Regions from separate parts of the Homo sapiens genome. Here region 1 is linked to region 2. Evidence: chromatin loops called from intact Hi-C (ENCODE). Cell type or tissue: GM12878. All regions are shown on one strand. Links, peaks and the distances in the headings refer to the core of each region. The heading gives the core; the rest is flanking DNA. Region 1 overlaps ADAM22 (ADAM metallopeptidase domain 22). Region 2 overlaps DBF4 (DBF4-CDC7 kinase regulatory subunit).

Region 1 (9,116 bases), core at 3,316-7,315, 220 kb after region 2:
ATTATCTCCAATTGACAGATGAGAAAATGGAGGCACGGGCAGTCTCTGTAATTTGTTTAAGATTACACAGCTGGTAAGGGAAGGCGCCAATAGCTCACATTGTTAACATCTACACTACACTGGTGCTCCACATGAAGTCAGTGCCCCATGTTCTAGTGTCTAGGACTTGTTTCAGCCCCCAAGACTCTGTGGCCTTCTGGGTTCCATTCCCTGTACAACCCAGATGTGAAGTACCACCCTATCTTCTCCATTAAATGCAACCGCAACCCTCAGTTCATGATGATCAGTGGCTCCCCTGGGAATTTGGAGGTGGTTTAAGGTCCAGGATTGCATTGTGTACCATTTTACCTGCTCTCCACCCCCTCCCCAAAGCTGAGAGTTACCAGCTTCTGTGGGATTATCTCACAAGGAGCAGTAGTCTCAGGCTAGGCTGGTTTCCTTGGAATTTCGGTGAAGAAAATGTCTTCAGTCTGTTACATCTCCATGTCATCCTGTTCTCTCTCCTCCATTTGTGAAACACTGAACATTTTAAGTAGTGTCAGTCCTTAAGTCATACTGTGAAGTAGGTAACATTTGCGCCTTTAAACCACCCATCCTATCGGTCCTTTCTGTTTCACTCTTTCGTATCTCAGTGAGTCAATTTAATTAGAAGCTTTCAGCTACTGAAGAAATAGAAGATTGGTGACAGGATGGAAAGAGGTCATTTAGAGAAGAGCTTCTCGAACTTTAATGTGCATATGAATCATCTAGGGACTTGTTAAAATACAGATTCTCTACAGTAGGTTGGGGGTGGGGCCTGAGATTCTGCATTTTTAACAACCTCCTAGTGATGTCAATGCTGCTTGTCTCTGAACTGCACTCTGAGTAGTAAGTATTTAAAGGTGACATCCTAAGATGGCAGAAGATTTACCTTCTTACCTTTCCAGGCACATTGAATCCAAATAAATGAATCTCTCTTAGTAGAATTTTATTAATGCAATTGGATGCTAAGAAAAACTTCACAATTTAAAACCCCGCCCATAAACTGCTTACCAGTTAAAGCCATTGCTGGTTTCAGAAAAGAATAGTATGAACCTGTTTATCTGGTAATCAATATAAACACTGTAAAAACAAGCATTTCCTCCATCAATATAATTTAGTGACTCTCAAATGATTTATATTCATTTTTACTTAGTTTTATGTAAAAGAGTATTGCTTTGCTGCTGCTCATGATTGAATTTCTTTTTTTTTTTTTTTTTTTTTTTTTGAGACAGGGTCTCTATCGCCCAGGCTGGAGTACAGTGGTGCCATCTCAGCTCACTGCGACCTCCACTTCCCTGGTTCAAGCGATTCTCCTGCCTCAGCCTCCCGAGTAACTGGGATTACAGGCATGCACTACCACATCCAGCTAATTTTGTATTTTTAGAAGAGACAGGGTTTCACCATATTGGCTGGGCTGGTTTGGAACTCCTGACCTCAAGGGATCCACCCACCTCAGTCTCCCAAAGTGCTGGGATTAGAGGCATGAGCCACTGCACCTGGCCCATGGTTGAATTTCTTATAACTAGGAAAGCAGATGATTAAACTTTGGTGCAAGGGTCACATATGTATTTCCTTTCTTTTCTTTTTTTGTCATTTTTTCTTTTGAGACAGAATTTCACTCTTTTTGTCCAGGCTGGAGTGCAGTAGCACAATCACAGCTCACTGCAGCCTCAAACTCCTGGGTTCAAATGATCCTCCTGCCTTAACCTCCCAAGAGGCTAGGAATACAGGTGCATGCCACCACATCCAGCTAATTTCAATTTTTTTTTTTTTTGTAGAGACAGGGTCTTGCTATGTTGCTTAGGCTGGTCTTGAACTTCTGGCCTTAAGTGATGCTCCTGCCTCGCCTCTGAAAGCATTGAAATTGTAGACATGAGACACTGTGCCTGACTCCCCATGTGTATTTCAATATCTCTTTCTTTGTTCCTCTAATATCACCTACATAAAAGAAAGGTCAAGTCAACTTTTATTTCCCTGAATTTTGATTTAGAGTCAGCTCACTCAGAGTGTTTATGAATAATTCTGTTAGAAAAGATTTGATAATGCTAATCTGAATAATGAAATATCATGCAGAGTTCTAGATGTGGAGGTGCATTGTGAGTAGAAACCTCCTGTGAAATGAAGCAGCTGATTCTCCTTGTGATGCAAAGACTTACATTCTTTATTTCTGTTTTCAGGGAGGAGAGCACTGTTACTACCAGGGCCATATCCGAGGAAACCCTGACTCATTTGTTGCATTGTCAACATGCCACGGACTTCAGTAAGTGTTCAAAAAGTTATTTTTACTGTTTGTTTTTTCAATAATTTATTTTCTTTATTATGAATGCACTATAGTAGATATCCCTATTTTGTGTCAAGAAATGACTTTAAATTGGTGATGGATCTGATTTTTTTTTTCTCTTTTGTATTTTATAAACCAAGCAGATTTTTAAATTAGGGTTGCAAATGGTCGGGCGTGGTGGCTCATGCCTATAATCCCAGCACTTTGGGGGGGTCTAGGCAGGCAGATCACCTGAGGTCAGGAGTTCGAGACCAGCCCAGCCAACATGGTGAAACCCTGTCTCTACTAAAAATACAAAAATTAGCCGGGCATGGTGGCAGGTACCTGTAATCCCAGCTACTCGGGAGGCTGAGGCAGGAGAATCACTTGAACCTGCGAGGTGAAGGTTGCAGTGAGCCAAGACCATGCCACTGCACTCCAGCCTGTGGGATAGAGCGAGACTCTGATTCAAAAAAAATAAAGAAAGAAAGAAAGAAAGAAAGAAAAGTCCTACATTTTGCAAAAGAAAGAAAAAATATATATTGTCAAGAAAAAAGATAAGCATACTTTAAGGAGATGCTAGACTCCATCTCAAAAAAATTAAATAAAATTAGAGCTGCAGAAAACAGAGGCTTTTGAATTTCACAATGATACCTTAAAATGATATTTGAAGCATTTTTCTAGTTTCATCCAAATTCAGACAGGAGTGATTTGGGTTAACTTTGGTGTCTGTTTCTGTGGATGTTTAGCCCCTTGATATTCTTCCCTACTCCTTCTTTATATTAGTTTTTATATTTTTGTCAAATAATAGCAGTTTCAGTAAATGGAAACGCCTGACTCCTTACACAAAGAGAAAAGGCTGCTAGTGATCTCAAGAGCTCATATGTCTTTGCCCCTTTTTTTCAGCCTGAATCCCACCTAATTCATAGCAAATCTGTGGGAGGGTCTGTCGTTTCTCAGAGATCTCCGAGGAACAAAGTTCATCCTTCCTCAAGGCCTTGCTTCCTTTCTCATAACCTTCTCTATCAAATAATGTTTGCTGATGTTTAACATGGGAATACATCCACTTCCTCCATCCTGTCGATAATGATAATGCACAGGTGGTTGTTTCTTACTTGTTTTGTAACCCCTTATAAAGCTACCGTGTCATTCCTCAGCATTCTCTTTTAACTAAATCGTTTCATTTCCTTCTTGTTTGTTTTACTTTTTGGCACAGAACAATCCAGCACTTTAATTTTGTTAAATTTTCGTTGAGAAACTTTAAAATAATTCCTTTTTGTTACCATCTTAGAGATGTGGCTTTTCATCTAACAAGCAGTTACTGGGTGTCTCCTGTGTGCCAGCCCTAGGAATATTAAGGCGATTGAAACACAAGTCCTGGGAGCTCACAGTCTCATGAGGAGGCCAAATCTAGCCCATTTCCTGATGTGGAACATGATAGGTATATTTGCTTTTTTTTTGAGAGAGAGAGAGGAAAAAAAAAAAAACAAAACTGGGAAAAATGCAAGCTAAGCATTGTCACCGAAGAACAGGTGGCACCTAAGGGCTCTGGAAACATGCCACCTGAAGACAGTGGAGTGCAATAGGTTGGAATAGCCTATCCAAGGGAGAGGGTTACACTGACAGATCTTAAATCTAGGAAAGAGAGCTAATGGACACGGCCAGAAAATCTAGCTAGTCTGCCTGAGTGACACCTCTGGTCAGGATCTGGGAATAAGCATATTAGGCAGAAAGGAAAGAATATAAGTGTAAGTTAAATAACCAGAGACAGGAGGCCATGTGTCTGAGAGCATGGAAGACTTCCATTTCCTTGTTTGTGCTAAAAGACTACTGTGAATAAAGGTGTACATTTATTTACTTTAAATACATTATTTGAAGAAAGAGGTTTTTACAAACATGGAATCCATGCTTAATATCAGACAGTCTCTGTTTTCTTATTAGGAAAAAGAAACATTGAAGTCCTTTTCAGCAGTAAAATTGTTACATCTGAGCTCAAGACAAGCACATCTGTCACCTAGGAATAGTACAGTGAGACCTGTTCACATTTGTGACAGCAAGTGTATATTGGGGGTAAAAAATGAAGTGTTTTTTTTCCCCTTTTCTCTCTCTTAAAATCTCAATCCAAAGTCCTAGTGTCAGCATCTTTCTCAGTACTCGTTCCAGTCTGCCTTCTGGTTTTCCAAATGGACTCAATGTTGTGAGAATCAGAGAGAAGATATTTGTGCCTTCTAAGGGCTATAAATGGACCTGAGAACCTAAGAATGATACCTGTTACTAATCCTACTATAGTCTTGTAAAGAAGGATTGAAAAATAACTTTTAGGCCGGGCACGGTGGCTCACCCCTGTAATCCCAGGCATGAGCCACCATGCCCACTTTTCTTTTTTCTTTTCTTTTCTTTTTTTTCTTTTCTCTTCTCTTTTCTTTTTCTTTTCTTTTGTTCTTTCATTCATTCGTTCATTTGTTCGTTCGTTCATTCATTCTTTCTTTTGTTCATTCTTTTCTGTCAGAGTCTCACTCTGTCCCACAGGCTGAAGTGCAGTGGTATGATCTCAGCTCGCTGCAGCCTCCGCCTCCCAGGTTCAAGCCATTCTTGTGCCTCAGCCTCCTGAGTAGCTGGGATTACAGGTGGCTGCCAGCATGCCCATCTAATTTTTGTATTTTCAGTAGAGACGGGGTTTTGCCATGTTGGCCAGGTTGGTCTCGAACTCCTGACCTCGTGATCCGCCCACCTCAGCCTCCCAAAGTGCTGAGATTACAGGGTTATTTTAATTAAGTAAATTTTATATCTCCTTTTAAGAATGTTTTTATTTAAAACTAAATAAAAATAAACAGAAAACCTATCGTGTGTCTTGGAACATTGTCAGAATTGTGTATGACCATTTTAGGCTTTCTTAGACTTTTATGAGCACATAGGATAAATATAACCTTGTATCATCTTGTTGTTTAGTAATTATTGCTTCTCATCTTGACTTTACTTTCTGGAAGAAATGTTTTGGGGGGATGTTATGAAATATTGAATAATGTATGTTGTCCCAATTACAGTGGTTTAGATATGAGATATATTATGTCATCCATGACTCATCCTTTATAAATTACCAAGTGCGTACTGTTTTTTTTTTCATTTTTGATTTATTAAATTCAGTTCAATAATATAAATAAGGGAAAATCAGATTCGTATATCTTTCCCATAAAGAACCTGCAAGGTCACATTTGTTTGGAGTCAAAGGACTAATAGGCAATGTTTTGATCTTGGTGTGTTTGGTGTTAATGCAAAAATCTTGTTACTGTGGGAACCTTAAAGCACGGAGTTAAGTTTGAGTTTATTGCCCTCTTGTGGAAATTTGTAAGAATGGCTTTTTCATTTCAAAATCTTATTTTGATACAACCTTTTGAAATTTTAGCTCAATTGGTCTGTGACGACTTGGTCTTAGCTATAGGTTTTTATCAAGTATACTGTTATGGACTCAATATAAAAATTAGGATTTATATAAGTAAAACAAAAATATTTCAGTTCTCAAAGCATATAAAACACATGTATTTTTTCATTATTAAGGAATTAATAATGGCATATTATCATATAGCAATCTAGAGTCTTCTGAGATACAGATAGTGTCAGAATCTGTTGTCTTCATATTGCCTACATGATGTTTAAGTCCAATAAAAAAATGACTTTCTCATTGGACATTAACCTAGTATAAGGATAAATAACACTCAGTACTATTTTAAGAAAATAATCTGCTTGCTACTTTGTTGGTGTTGCCACGTGAATTTTGGCAAACTATGATGGTTTCATATGACTTTCTGGATGGATATGGCTAGTTCTCAGCAAGGGTAGAGAGATACTCCCTGCCATATTTGGTCTACGTTTTTGAAAGGCTCCCCCTCTGACTCCTTGGGCACATATTGTCAGTAATGTCTTACAAACTGCATCTGTTTATGTTTAAATTCCAAATAGAATGTCATCCAAATTCAGAAAGTACATGTGGCTGAAAACAGTGCAGCTGTGAGAATAATCATTCTGTGAGTATATAGAAGTTGAGGACATGTGGAAGATGTTATAGCAGGAATGAAAGAATTTGGATAGAGGCAGAACTTGGAGGCCATTATAATTATAGCTCATGGAATTTCACCAATTTCACTAAATCTTCAATGAAAGACAAATACTAGTTTATGTTTAGGAGCTTGGCTGTCACATAATCATTTCTACCAAAAACTAAAAAATTACTACAGCTCATAGCTTTGCTACCCTCAGATGCCTGAATGATAAGACAAGTTTCTTTAACATCATAAAGGGCCTGATCTCAGTAAAAGGATCATGTTCTTCTAAAAGCAGCAGCTATCAGAATCTGTCTGAGTGGGAGCTGAGGCCATTTGTATATTGAAGTGCTCTCCAGAGGATTTCTCAGATGGCTGGTAGCCACCCCCAGCCTACGAGGTCCAAAATGGAATTTTTTATTTTTAAAGAAATATAGGGTCTTGCTCTGTCACCCAGGCTGGAGTACAGTGGCACAATCATCAATCACTGCAGCCTTGAACTCTTGGGTTCAGGTGATCCTCCCACCTCAGCCTCCCAAGTAGCTGGGACTACAGGTGTGTGCATCACCAGGCCCAGCTAACTTTTTAAAAATTTTTTGTAGAGAGAGAGTCTTGCCACTCACTACGTTGCCCAGGCTGGTCTCAAACTCCTGGCCTCATGTGATTTCCCCCCGCCTTGGCCTTCCAAAGTGTTGGGATTCCAGATGTGAGCCCCATGCCCAGCTCAAAACTGAACTCTTAAAGGATTTGCATCCTTCCCTCTGCTTCCTGCTTCCCTAGGCCCATCCCGAAAAGTTCTTTCTGCATCCCCCCTGCCTGCCCTCTTTTTTTTTTTTTTTTTTTTTTTTTTGAGACAGGGTCTCACTCCATTACCTCTTTTTTTATCTTGTTAAATGACATGTCCATTTTTCCAGTTGCTCAGGTCAAAACTTGGAGTCTTCACTAACTCTTCTCTGTTTTACGTACTTTGTTTCAAATCCATCAGTAAATCCTACTGGTTGTACCTTCAAAATATATCTGGAATTTGACCAGTTCTCACCACCTCTACTATTACTGCTCTGATCTAAGCCAGCATCTTCTTTCGCCTGGATTATTGCAGTAACTTCCCTGCTTCTATCCTTGCTGTGCTAAAAATTATTGTAACATAGTATCTGGCATGATCATTATAAAACTTAAGAAAGATTGTATTTCCCATCTGCTTAGAACTTTGCAGTGGCTCTTCATCTCTCTTAGAGTAAAAGCCAAGGCCCTAGGAAGTGCCCACCTAGTATGGCCCCCAAGACCCTCTGGCACCATTTATTGCCCTTCACCTGATTATTTTCTTCCCTAGAACTTATCACTGTCATATGTATGTGTATGTGTGTGTGTATATATATATATAATATATATATTATAAATAAATAAATAAATATATATATATATATATATATATATATATATATATAGTAAGTCCTAGAATACTTATGAGCACCACAAGGACAGAGAATTGGTCTGTTTTGTTTGCTATTGTATCCCCAGCACCTAGAACAGTGCATTGTAGGTGCTCTGTAAACACGCTGATTGAATGAAGGAATGCATGAATGGAGGTAGGTAGCAGGTTGCAAATGGGCAGTTCGTGGTCCCATCTGTCTGGGCTCTGTTCCTATTTCTGCTCTTACTGGTTAAATAATTTGGCAAGTTACTTTATCTCTTTGGGTTTCAGTTTCCTTACTTATAAAATAAGGATAGTCGTTGTACTTCTCTTGTAGATTTGTGGAAAAGATTAAATGAGTGTAAAGTATTTAGCTTGTGGCAAGTTGTTCAAATGTGTTAGCTCTTGTTACTAGAGCATCTTCCATGTTTATGGTAGGTCGGGCGTTCTCAGTATAGTCCCTGAAAACCTGCATCAGGATCACCTGGAGCTTATTTAAAATGCAATTTCCTGGGTTCCAGTCCATAAATCTGAGGAGAGTCCTGAAAGAGCTGCGTTTTTACTAGCTCTCCAGATGACTTTTTGCATATGAAAATCTTGGAATTCTATGTTAGAGGAAGAAGTGATGGGCAACAGCTAGAGCATGGCAATCCTGAGCATGGGGTCAGGTGAGGATGAGGTGACTCTACCTATAAGGAATCAGAAGGAGGGGCCTTCCCTCTCAGTGGTGTGTGTGGTGTGTCTGGAGGTGATGGATGGGACTGGGAAATGGGCATTGAGAAGCAAATGGGCCCTCTGGCTGCTGCTGATTTTAAAATGATCTTGTTCTGGGATGAGAGTCGATGGCCATGCCTAATTATTTTTTTGTCGTTGGCAGTGGGATGTTCTATGACGGGAACCACACATATCTCATTGAGCCAGAAGAAAATGACACTACTCAAGTAAGTGCTCCTTCTGTTTGTTGTGGCAAATGGAAATGTTTATGCTGAGAGCTTTTTTCCTCTCCTTTTTTTATCTCTACTTTATTTCATTTTTATATTTTTTAGGGTTAAGATAGTAAACATATGTACAGATGCTCCTCAACTTATGATGGGTCTATGTCCTGATAAACCTATCATAAGTTAAAATATTATAAGTAAAAAACGTATTTAATACCCTGATAAATGCATCATAAAGTCAAAAACATGTATGTTGGGGACTGTCTGTATATTTTAAACTAAATATTGAGTAAGTCAAAACCACAAGTGTTTTTTAAAAAATTTCTTGCCAGGTGTGGTGGCTCATGCCTGTAATCCCAGCACTATTGGAGGCAGAGGTGGGCATGAGGTCAGGAGTTAGAGACCAGCCTGGCCAACTTGGTGAAACCCCGTCTCTACTAAAATACAAA
Region 2 (9,116 bases), core at 2,257-6,256:
GTGCAACAAATGAAAAGTATGAAATTGGACTTCATCAGGATTAAGAACTTTTGTGCCTCAAAGGACATTTTCAGGAGTGAAAGAACGCACAGAATTGCAGGAAATCTTTGCAAATTGTACATCTGCTAAGGGATTAATATCCAGAATACTTATATAAAGAACTTCTGTGACCCAAGAACAAAAGGACAAATGGCCCAATTTAAAAATGGGCAGAGGAACTGAAAAGACATTTACTCAGAAAAGATATACTAATGGCAGATAAGTACATGAAAAAATGTTCAACGTCACTAATCATTAGGGAAATGTCAATCAGTAATCACTTAACACCTGTTAGGATGGTTACTGTTAACCAGAAAAATAACAAGTGTTAACAAAGATTTGAAGAAGTAGAACCCTTGTGCACTCTGAGTGGTAGTGTAACACGATATAGCCACCATACAAAATAGTATGGGTAGTTTCTGAAAAAAGTAAAAAATTGAATTACTATATGATTTTGCAATTCCATTTCTGGCTATACATACAAAATAATTGAAAGCAGGGTCTCAAAGATATTTATTATTCACAATAGCTAAAAAGTGTGAACAGCCTTAATGTCCAACAAGTAAATAGATAAAGAAGAGGTTGTATATACATACAATAGAATATTATTCAGCTTTAAAAAGGAATGAAATTCTAATACATGCTACAACATGGGTGAACCACAAAAAACGTGCTAAGTGAAGGAAGCCAGTTACAAAAGAACAAATGTAGGATTCCATTATATGAGTTATCTAGAATAGCCAATTTCAGAGATGGAAAGTAGAATAAAGGTTATGAGGGGCTGGGAAAAATGAGGAATGAGGAGTTACTGTTTAATGGGTACAGACTTTCAGTTTGGGATCATGGAAAAGTTATAGAAATGTTTTAGTAGTGATGGTTGCATAATGTGAGTGTACTTACTGCCGTTAAATTGTACACTTAAAAATGGTTAAAATGGCTAATTTTATATTTATCACAATAAAAGTGTATAGGAGATCGGGTTTCTTATGAAAAATTAGAACCTCTGACATTATTAGGGCCTCATATTTATGAAAATGAAGGCAGTATTTGATGTGTGAATTATTTGTATTATTGCCTGGCCCTTATAGGCATTTGAGTCTAATCCCTGGAATAAATAAATGTAGGTACATTATTTACTGTTCAATGAAAATGAATGTTGGTCGGAAAAGAAATGATTTGCACTTAACCAAGGAGGCCACTGGTCTCAGTAGCAAATGCTGCTTAATGCTTAGATGAAGTTAACTTATCTGTTACACACTTCATTTTTATTATCATTTATAGTGTGGGATCCTATAGAAAATAGATACAGCTATTTAAAATATTCTGAGAAGTCTTTCATGGATGTAAATTGTTACTGCTTATTAATGATTCACAGTTTACTTCTGCTTAGTGGGTATTTATAGTATACATATTTATACTATGTATTTTTCTAATAATATTAGTAATTCTACTTAGTATTTACTTCTCCCTATTTTTATTTTCCTGACCCTGGCGATCTTTAATAACCTTCACTTTGGTACATGTCTTTATAAGTAAATTCAGATACTTAGGCGGTGGTTTTCAAACATTTTAGTAAAGAAATTCTATTCAAACAGTCTTACACTCTTAAGCGTAAAGGTTCCCTCCATCCTGTAAGTTGAAGCCTCAAGGGAAGGTGTAATAATGATTGATTTAGACTTGTATTGTCTGCTATGGTAACCATTAGTGATATGTGGCTATTAAATTTAAAGTCTTTAAAATCAAATTTAAAAATCAGTGGCTTGAGCTAGGCGCAGTAGTGTGTGCCTGTACTCTCAGGTACTTGGGAGGTTGAGGTAGGAGGCTCTCTTGAGCCCAAGAGTTCAGGGCCAACCTGGGCAACATAACAAGACCCCATCTCTTAAGAAACAAAAAATTCAGTGGCTTAATCACACTACCAAGGCCATTTCAAATGCTTTGGTAAGTTGTATTGGACACTGCTGCTTTAGATCATGGGCTTGAGTCAGAATGCCTATGTTCAAATTATATTATTTGCTACTGGGTAACATTAAGCAAGTCACCTCTCTTCACTTTTTATCCTGCAGAAAATGTAGATAGTATCATGAGGCTGTTCCATAGATTAAGTTAATTAACATATATAAAGTATTTAAGAATAGTATCCAGCACATGCTGCTGTTGTGCTGTTATAGGAGCTCTTATACTTCCTCAGAGATCTAGGTTCAGAAAAATACAGTATAAAAACCACCAATTTACGAAATAATTGCATCAAATTGAAATTTTTTACTGTGCTTGGCATATGAAACAGTTTATGGTTTTTATGACCTAGTTGAAAATACCTTGGTGGCATGTGCCTATAGTCCCAGCTGTTCAGAAGGCCAAGGCGGGAGGATCACTTGAGAACAGGGGGTTGAGGCTGCAGTGAGCTATGATTGTGCCACTGCACTCTAGCCTGGATAACACAGTGAGACCGTGTTTCTTAAAACAAATTTATAAATAAAAATACTTTGTTCTCTTCTAGCGAGTTGAAGAATTTCTCAGCAAAGATATCAGTTATCTTATTTCAAATAAGAAGGAAGCTAAATTTGCACAAACCTTGGGTCGAATTTCTCCTGTACCAAGTCCAGAATCTGCATATACTGCAGAAACCACTTCACCTCATCCCAGCCATGATGGAAGTTCATTTAAGTCACCAGACACAGTAAGTCTCTTAAATATGCTTTGAGACTCAGAAGGGCTATATCCTGAAGATCTCCTGGTTTTTAATAGCAAGGTGGCAGTAGAGTTTACTTATGTAGAACATTTGCAAAGCCACATGATGTGTGGCTCTCTAGTCCTCAATAAAGTTGCTGTCTTTTAGGAAGGTGGGTTTTTCCTAATAGTTCTTGTGTAATCATACTCTGATTGCTTAGGTATACCCTTGTATTTAGGGATGGCGTGTAGTTTTTAGAATAATTTACAACTAAAAAGTTAAGAGCAGATCATTCTTTGAAGAAGAAATAGAAACCTTTTTAATTTTCAGAGCAGGGGTCAGCAAACTCTGGCCCATGGGCCAAATCTAGTCTGTTGCCTTTTTTGTACAACCTGCAGGTTAAGCATGGTTTTTACATTTTCAAATAGTTGTGTAAAAATATCAAAAGAATATTTTGTGACAAGTAGAAATTTTATGACATTCAGATTTCATTGTCATAATGTTTTATTGGAACACAGCCATACCTGTTTGTTTAGGTATAATCTGTAGTTGTTGTGTTTTAGGCAGAATTGAATAGTTGCTGTAGAGACCATATGGCCAACAAAGCTTAAAATGTGTACTGTCTGGTCCTTTGCATAAAAAGGTTGCCAGCCCCTATTCTAGAATTATTGAAATCACATCCCTACCACTCCATGGCCAGTAAATTGAAAGATGCAAGGAAAGACAAATTAAATTGATTTAATTGGGTGTGAGGTGGGATAGGATCAAATGAGAGATAAAATGTTTATTTCAGTTTTTAGGTTGAAGTGTAATTAAGTTATTATTTTACAATATTCTCCTCGACTTACCTATTATAGCCATTTGAAAATTAAGGAAAATGAGGAGAAAACAGAAGAAATGAGTCAGAAAGGAGCTATCACTTGAAAAAAGAGATACAATACATAGAAGAAAGAATGGAAAAGAGATCAAGAAAGGACCATGCATTCTCTGAGTTAATGCTTTTTTGGAGCAAGGAGACAATACACCAGCGATTCCAAAATAATTGTTGGTTATGGCATTTCAACGAGTTTTCCTAGTACTTTATTTAAAAAGTGAAGTAACGGCTGGGTGCGGTGGCTCACGCCTGTAATCCCAGCACTTTGGGAGGCTGAGGTGGGTGAATCACGAGGTCAGGAGTTCAAGACCAGCCTGGCCAACATAGTGAAACCACATCTCTACTTAAAAAAAATACAAAAATTAGCCGGGCATGATGGTGCGTGCCTGTAGTCCCAGCTACTTGGGAGGCTGGGGCAGGAGAATCACTTGAACCCGGGAGGCAGAGGTTGCAATGAGCTGAGATCACACCACTGTACTCTAGCTTGAGCGACACAGCAAGACTTTGTCTCCAAAAAAAAAAAAAAAAAAAAAAAGGTGAAATAACATGTGAAAACAGTATATAAAATTTATTGTTTTTCTGAAATCTCTGATTTAATAGGAACTAAAATGTAAGCCAATTAATTATAAAGAATTCCAGTGAAACCTAGCTATTTTATTTTTCATGTTGAATAGAATTTACTACAAAACCAAAGAGGTCACCCAAAAAAGAGAAACTTTTTAATATGAGACCCAAAAGTTCTCTTTTCTTAGCTGCTTTACCTTTTTAACCTGTTCTCCAGTTAAGCACTATGTTTTAAATTTTTCTGGTCTTTTTATAGGTGTGTTTAAGCAGAGGAAAATTATTAGTTGAAAAAGCTATCAAGGACCATGTAAGTAGGAACTATAAAGATTCACATTGTACATTTTGTTATTAAAAACTCAACTGGAAATTACAGATATTCTTGAAATTTTCCTTTCCACATTTTTAGGCAAAAACCTGAATCTCAGCATATATTTTATTTTACAAAGTAAAGAACTTACTTTTCATGTAGAAACATCCCCATCTTGTGGCCTTTTAAAATATTACTGGAAACTTAAAACTTGCCTTATAGTTTTCATTAAATTACCAAGGATGTGGGTATAAAGTGGGATTGATTTTAGGAATTCTATAGAAAATCTTGATGTCCTAGCTATTGTAACTCTATAGGGTCTGTTACAAATAACTGCCTTAGTGACATTAAACTTCAAATAATTGAATTTTTATTAAAATTTAGCTCATCTTAAATAATTTCCTAGAACAACCATAAAACTTTTTTTTTTACAGGATTTTATTCCTTCAAATAGTATATTATCAAATGCCTTGTCATGGGGAGTAAAAATTCTTCATATTGATGGTAAGGATTTTATAATTGTTTTTTGACAGTATTTGTTTTAAGTGTCCATGTCTGTCCTTTGGTTCCTGACTTTACATAGTGAAATTTTGATAGCAGGGATGTCTTAATCTGTTTCCTATTGCTTATAACAGAATACCTGAAACTGGGTAATGTACAAAGAAAAGGAATTTATTTCTTACAGTTATGGAGACTAAGAAGTCCTGGGTCAAAGGGCTGCATCTGGTGAGGGCCTTCTTGTTGGTGGAGACTCTGCAGAGTCTTGAGGCAGCACAGAGTATCACATGGTGAGGGGCTGAGTGTGCTAGCTCAGGTCTCTCTTTCTCTTTTTATAAAGATATCAGGTCCACTCCCATGATAACCCATTAATCCATGAATTCCCTCTTAAAGGTCCCATCTCTCAGTAAGTACTGTCACACTGGGGGTTAAATTTCAACATGAGTTTTAGAGGAGACAAACATTCAGACCATAGCATAAGAGATACCTATAATGGTAAATTCTTTATCTAATTTAACTACAAGAAAATATCACTGTTTAACTCCAAGAGTAAAATTGCTAATCTTAAAACCTTCTTTCTTTTAATAAAGACATTAGATACTACATTGAACAAAAGAAAAAAGAGTTGTATTTACTCAAGAAATCAAGTACTTCAGTAAGAGATGGGGTATGTTTTCTTTTTCAATTTTTAAAGTGACCAAGCTTGGTTTTTTTACTTACGTATTTGCAAAGTTTTCCTCCCAAGCAGAAAATATCCTAGGGGCAAGCCTGTGTATGATGTGCCTGTTTCTGTTATTCAAATAAATCGAGTGTCATTTAACTTTAGGGTTGTACTCACCAGGTAAAAGTTGTTCCTGGAATAGTGGCATAGGTCGCTTCCTCAGCCCCCTTTTGTTACTGCTGTTTTGTAACAGGTACTTTTATTTATTCTGTAGAAAAATCACTAAAATCAGCCTGTTGTATAAACGTTCCTAATGTAAGTAATGTACTTCTTTTTGGAATATAAATATGTACTATCCTTTTCAACTGCTCTAAATGGTATAACAAAATCTCGTTTTAGCATAGCTAACTGGCCTGACCTTGAAATACTTGTTAAACAACCACATTGGTTGTTAACGTTCTGTTAAACCTAATGTTCCCATTATCTTCAGTCCCTTTCCTTTTCCTTGTTGCTTCTTTGAAGCATCTATACAGTTTCAGGCTTTTTCCATCCTTTAAAACAAATACAGTAAAACCTCCCTTGATCCCACATCCCTACCTACCTATTATCTAATCCTTGTAATTCCTCATCCAAAGTTCTCAGATCTCTACTTTTATACTTCCCATTCACTTTTCAACCTACAAGGTATAAAACTTCTGACCAGTTTTCCAAATCATTTTGATACTTTTTAAACCCAGTCATATTGGTTCTCTCAGCTGTTGTCCATTTCTTCCTTAAACTTTTCTATTCTCTTCTGAAATTTCATCTCTTAGCTTTCTCCTGATCTCTTCATATTTCTCAGACCATTCTTTTGTGGCCTACTTTTCCTTTGTTCAATATTTAAATGACAGGGATCTAAAAATAATAAACTGATAAGAGTGTATATAGAGACATGAAGCCATAGTAGGATGGCATATTTTAGAAATCTTGTATAGCATAATACAGCCTGATCTTTGAGTGTGCCAGTGACAAAAGATAAAGCTGGAAAAACCAGCATGTTAAGATTATAAAGTACCTTGCCCTATATAAAGGAGTTAGATTTTATCTTGGAGAGTTTGGAAAATTATGGAAAGATTATAAATAGAGTAACCTGATTGGATAGTCATTTTGGAAAGATCTTCTGGTTGACAGTAAAGAATGAATTATTTGGCAAGACTGAAAAATGGCTTTTGAACTCTTGAACAATTTTTTTTTTTTTTTTTTGAGGCAGGCCCTCCCCCTCTGTCATCCAGGCTGGAGTACAGTGGTGCCATCTCAGCTCACTGCAACCTCCTCCTCCCGGGCTCAAGCGATCCTCCCACCTCAGCCTCCCAAGTAGCTGGGACTACAGGCATGAGCCACCGTACCTGGCTAGTTTTTGTATTTTTTGTAGAGACGGGGTTTCGCCATGTTGCCCAGGCTGGTCTCGAACTCCTGAGCTCAAGCTATCCACCCGCCTCAGCCTCCCAAAGTGCTGAGATTACAGCCATAAGCAACCACACCCAGCCCTCATTTTTTACTGAATACATTTTATAGGATGACCACTTGGTATATACATGCCGTATATAAGGCTGCATAAACTTTTTATGCATTTCTCGTTTTTAATAAATTCACGTTTATATAAGGATAATTTGCAGAAAGCAACAAAGTAGTATTTAAATAAAACTATCAATCAAAGTGTAAAAATGATTTGGAAAACTGGTCAGAAGTTTTATACCTTGTAGGTTGAAAAGTGAATGGGAAATATAAAAGTAGAGATCTGAGAACTTTGGATGAGGAATTACAAGGATTAGATAATAGGTCTGGGTTAAAAATTTAAATGACTATTTCCAAATTTTCACAAAATATAAGTGGATATTCCTGTATTGGACTTTGCTAAATGGCATATAAATTGCCTCTACCACACTTAGCAGATTGTTTGGATTGTATATAGAAGTAAATGTTTAAAAAAATGTAAACTCATAAGGACATTTATGGACTCTGAATACACAAATTATGTCTGTCTTCATGTATATGTGTATATATATCTGAAATAAGTTTCATAGAACAATAGTTACCCTCCTTAATGTGGTGGATATTAATATTTCTGTGGTATTTTCATTTCTTAAAAATATTGATCACAACTCTGAATTGACTTTATAGCCTACTGATAGGTCACAGTTTGCAGTTTAAAAAGCATTCTGGGGGCTAAGCATGGAGGCTTATGCCTCTAATCCCAGCACTTTGGGAGGCCAAGGTGGGCAGATCACACGAGGTCAGGATACCAGCATGACCAACATGGTGAAACCCCCATCTCTACTAAAAATACAAAAATGCCCGGTGTGGTGGTGCATGCCTGTAATCCCAGCTACTTGGAAGGCTGATAGAAGAGAATCACTTGAAGCTGGCAGGCAGAGGTAGCAGTGAGCCGGGATCACCCCCACTGCAGTCCAGCCTGGGTGACAGAGTGAGACTCCATCTCAAAATAAATAAATAAATGGATGGATGGATAGATAGCATTCTGGGATGTTATGTCAGTGATCCTGAGAAATGTTCAAGGCCTGGCTTAAGGCAATAACAAAGGGGAGGGGAAGATTTGAAAGATACTTAATTGGTTTCAGTGCCTAGTCAGTGTCTTGAGTCTAGTATTTACTAGATTATTAACATCATAAAGACCAAGTTTAGTCCTCATCATTCCTTCAGTAGTAACAAATATTAAATGCCTGCTATGTGCCATGCAGTAGGAGCCCTCATAAAACGAAGAAAAGATAAAATAGCTATGAAACAGATCTTAATCTTTCTTCTAAAATAAAAATGATAATAATACCAAATATCTTGATAGTCCAGAATCTATATCTGGTTGAATTGATACTCATACTGGAAATTTTTATTTTGGTATATAAGAAAGGAATGTTTCTGGAAAATTTTTAGTTTGCCAAGTACTAAAACAAAATTAGTGAAATTACATTTAAGAGTCTTGAATGGACATGTATAAATTTCAAAATGTTTATTAGGTTCCCATAAATGTTCTTATTAGTATGTATCTTATTTAAAATATGGTAATTGGATAAAGGTATTTTACTCATTGCTTTATTTAAAGTGCTTTGAGGTTTGGGCTTTTCTTTTTTTTTTTTTTTTCCAGTTTACTCAAAACTTATTTTGTCGAATTTTTTACATACATGTGCAGGAGGAATATTGGTCTTTTTCTTTGATGTCTTTGTCTGGTTTTAGTGGAATGTTTAATCCTATTTTCAGAACACACTGATATGTGTTCCTGTTTCTATTTTCCAGAGAAGTTTTTATAGAATTGTTTTTATTTCTTTAAATGTTTGGTAGAATTTACTAGCAAGGCTATCTAGCCCTGACATTTTTCTTTGTTGGAAGATTCTTAACTATGAATTCAATTTATTCATTAGATATAGGATAATTCAGGTTATTTTCTCTTCAGTGCATGTTGGTAGTCTGTTTTTCAAGGAATTTGTCCATTGTGTCTTGGTTGTCAAATTGA

What was found. A loop is a pair of places that touch in the nucleus more often than their neighbours do. Peaks named below come from ENCODE experiments on the same cell type or tissue, not always from the same donor. Only the 100,000 strongest peaks of a DNase experiment are listed, where the experiment ranks them.
Region 1: it touches region 2 in a loop (7-fold over the local background); 27 of 110 quality-filtered maps call a loop at or near these places.

The regions. Positions count from the first base shown.
Region 1 is chr7:88,105,978-88,115,093 of GRCh38, forward strand. It overlaps ADAM22 (ADAM metallopeptidase domain 22), which reads left to right. Exons shown (of 32, transcript NM_001324418.2): 5 at 2,199-2,281; 6 at 8,607-8,670. Among named protein-coding and RNA genes, the nearest start is that of SRI-AS1, 110 kb to the right of the region's middle. In GM12878, for the core only: a CTCF peak has its summit at 5,609 (motif pointing left); a DNase peak (open chromatin) is centred at 5,584.
Region 2 is chr7:87,882,443-87,891,558 of GRCh38, forward strand. DBF4 (DBF4-CDC7 kinase regulatory subunit) reads left to right here. Exons shown (of 12, transcript NM_006716.4): 3 at 2,537-2,716; 4 at 4,402-4,452; 5 at 4,887-4,956; 6 at 5,541-5,617. Among named protein-coding and RNA genes, the nearest start is that of DBF4, 11 kb to the left of the region's middle. In GM12878, for the core only: a CTCF peak has its summit at 2,778; a DNase peak (open chromatin) is centred at 4,648.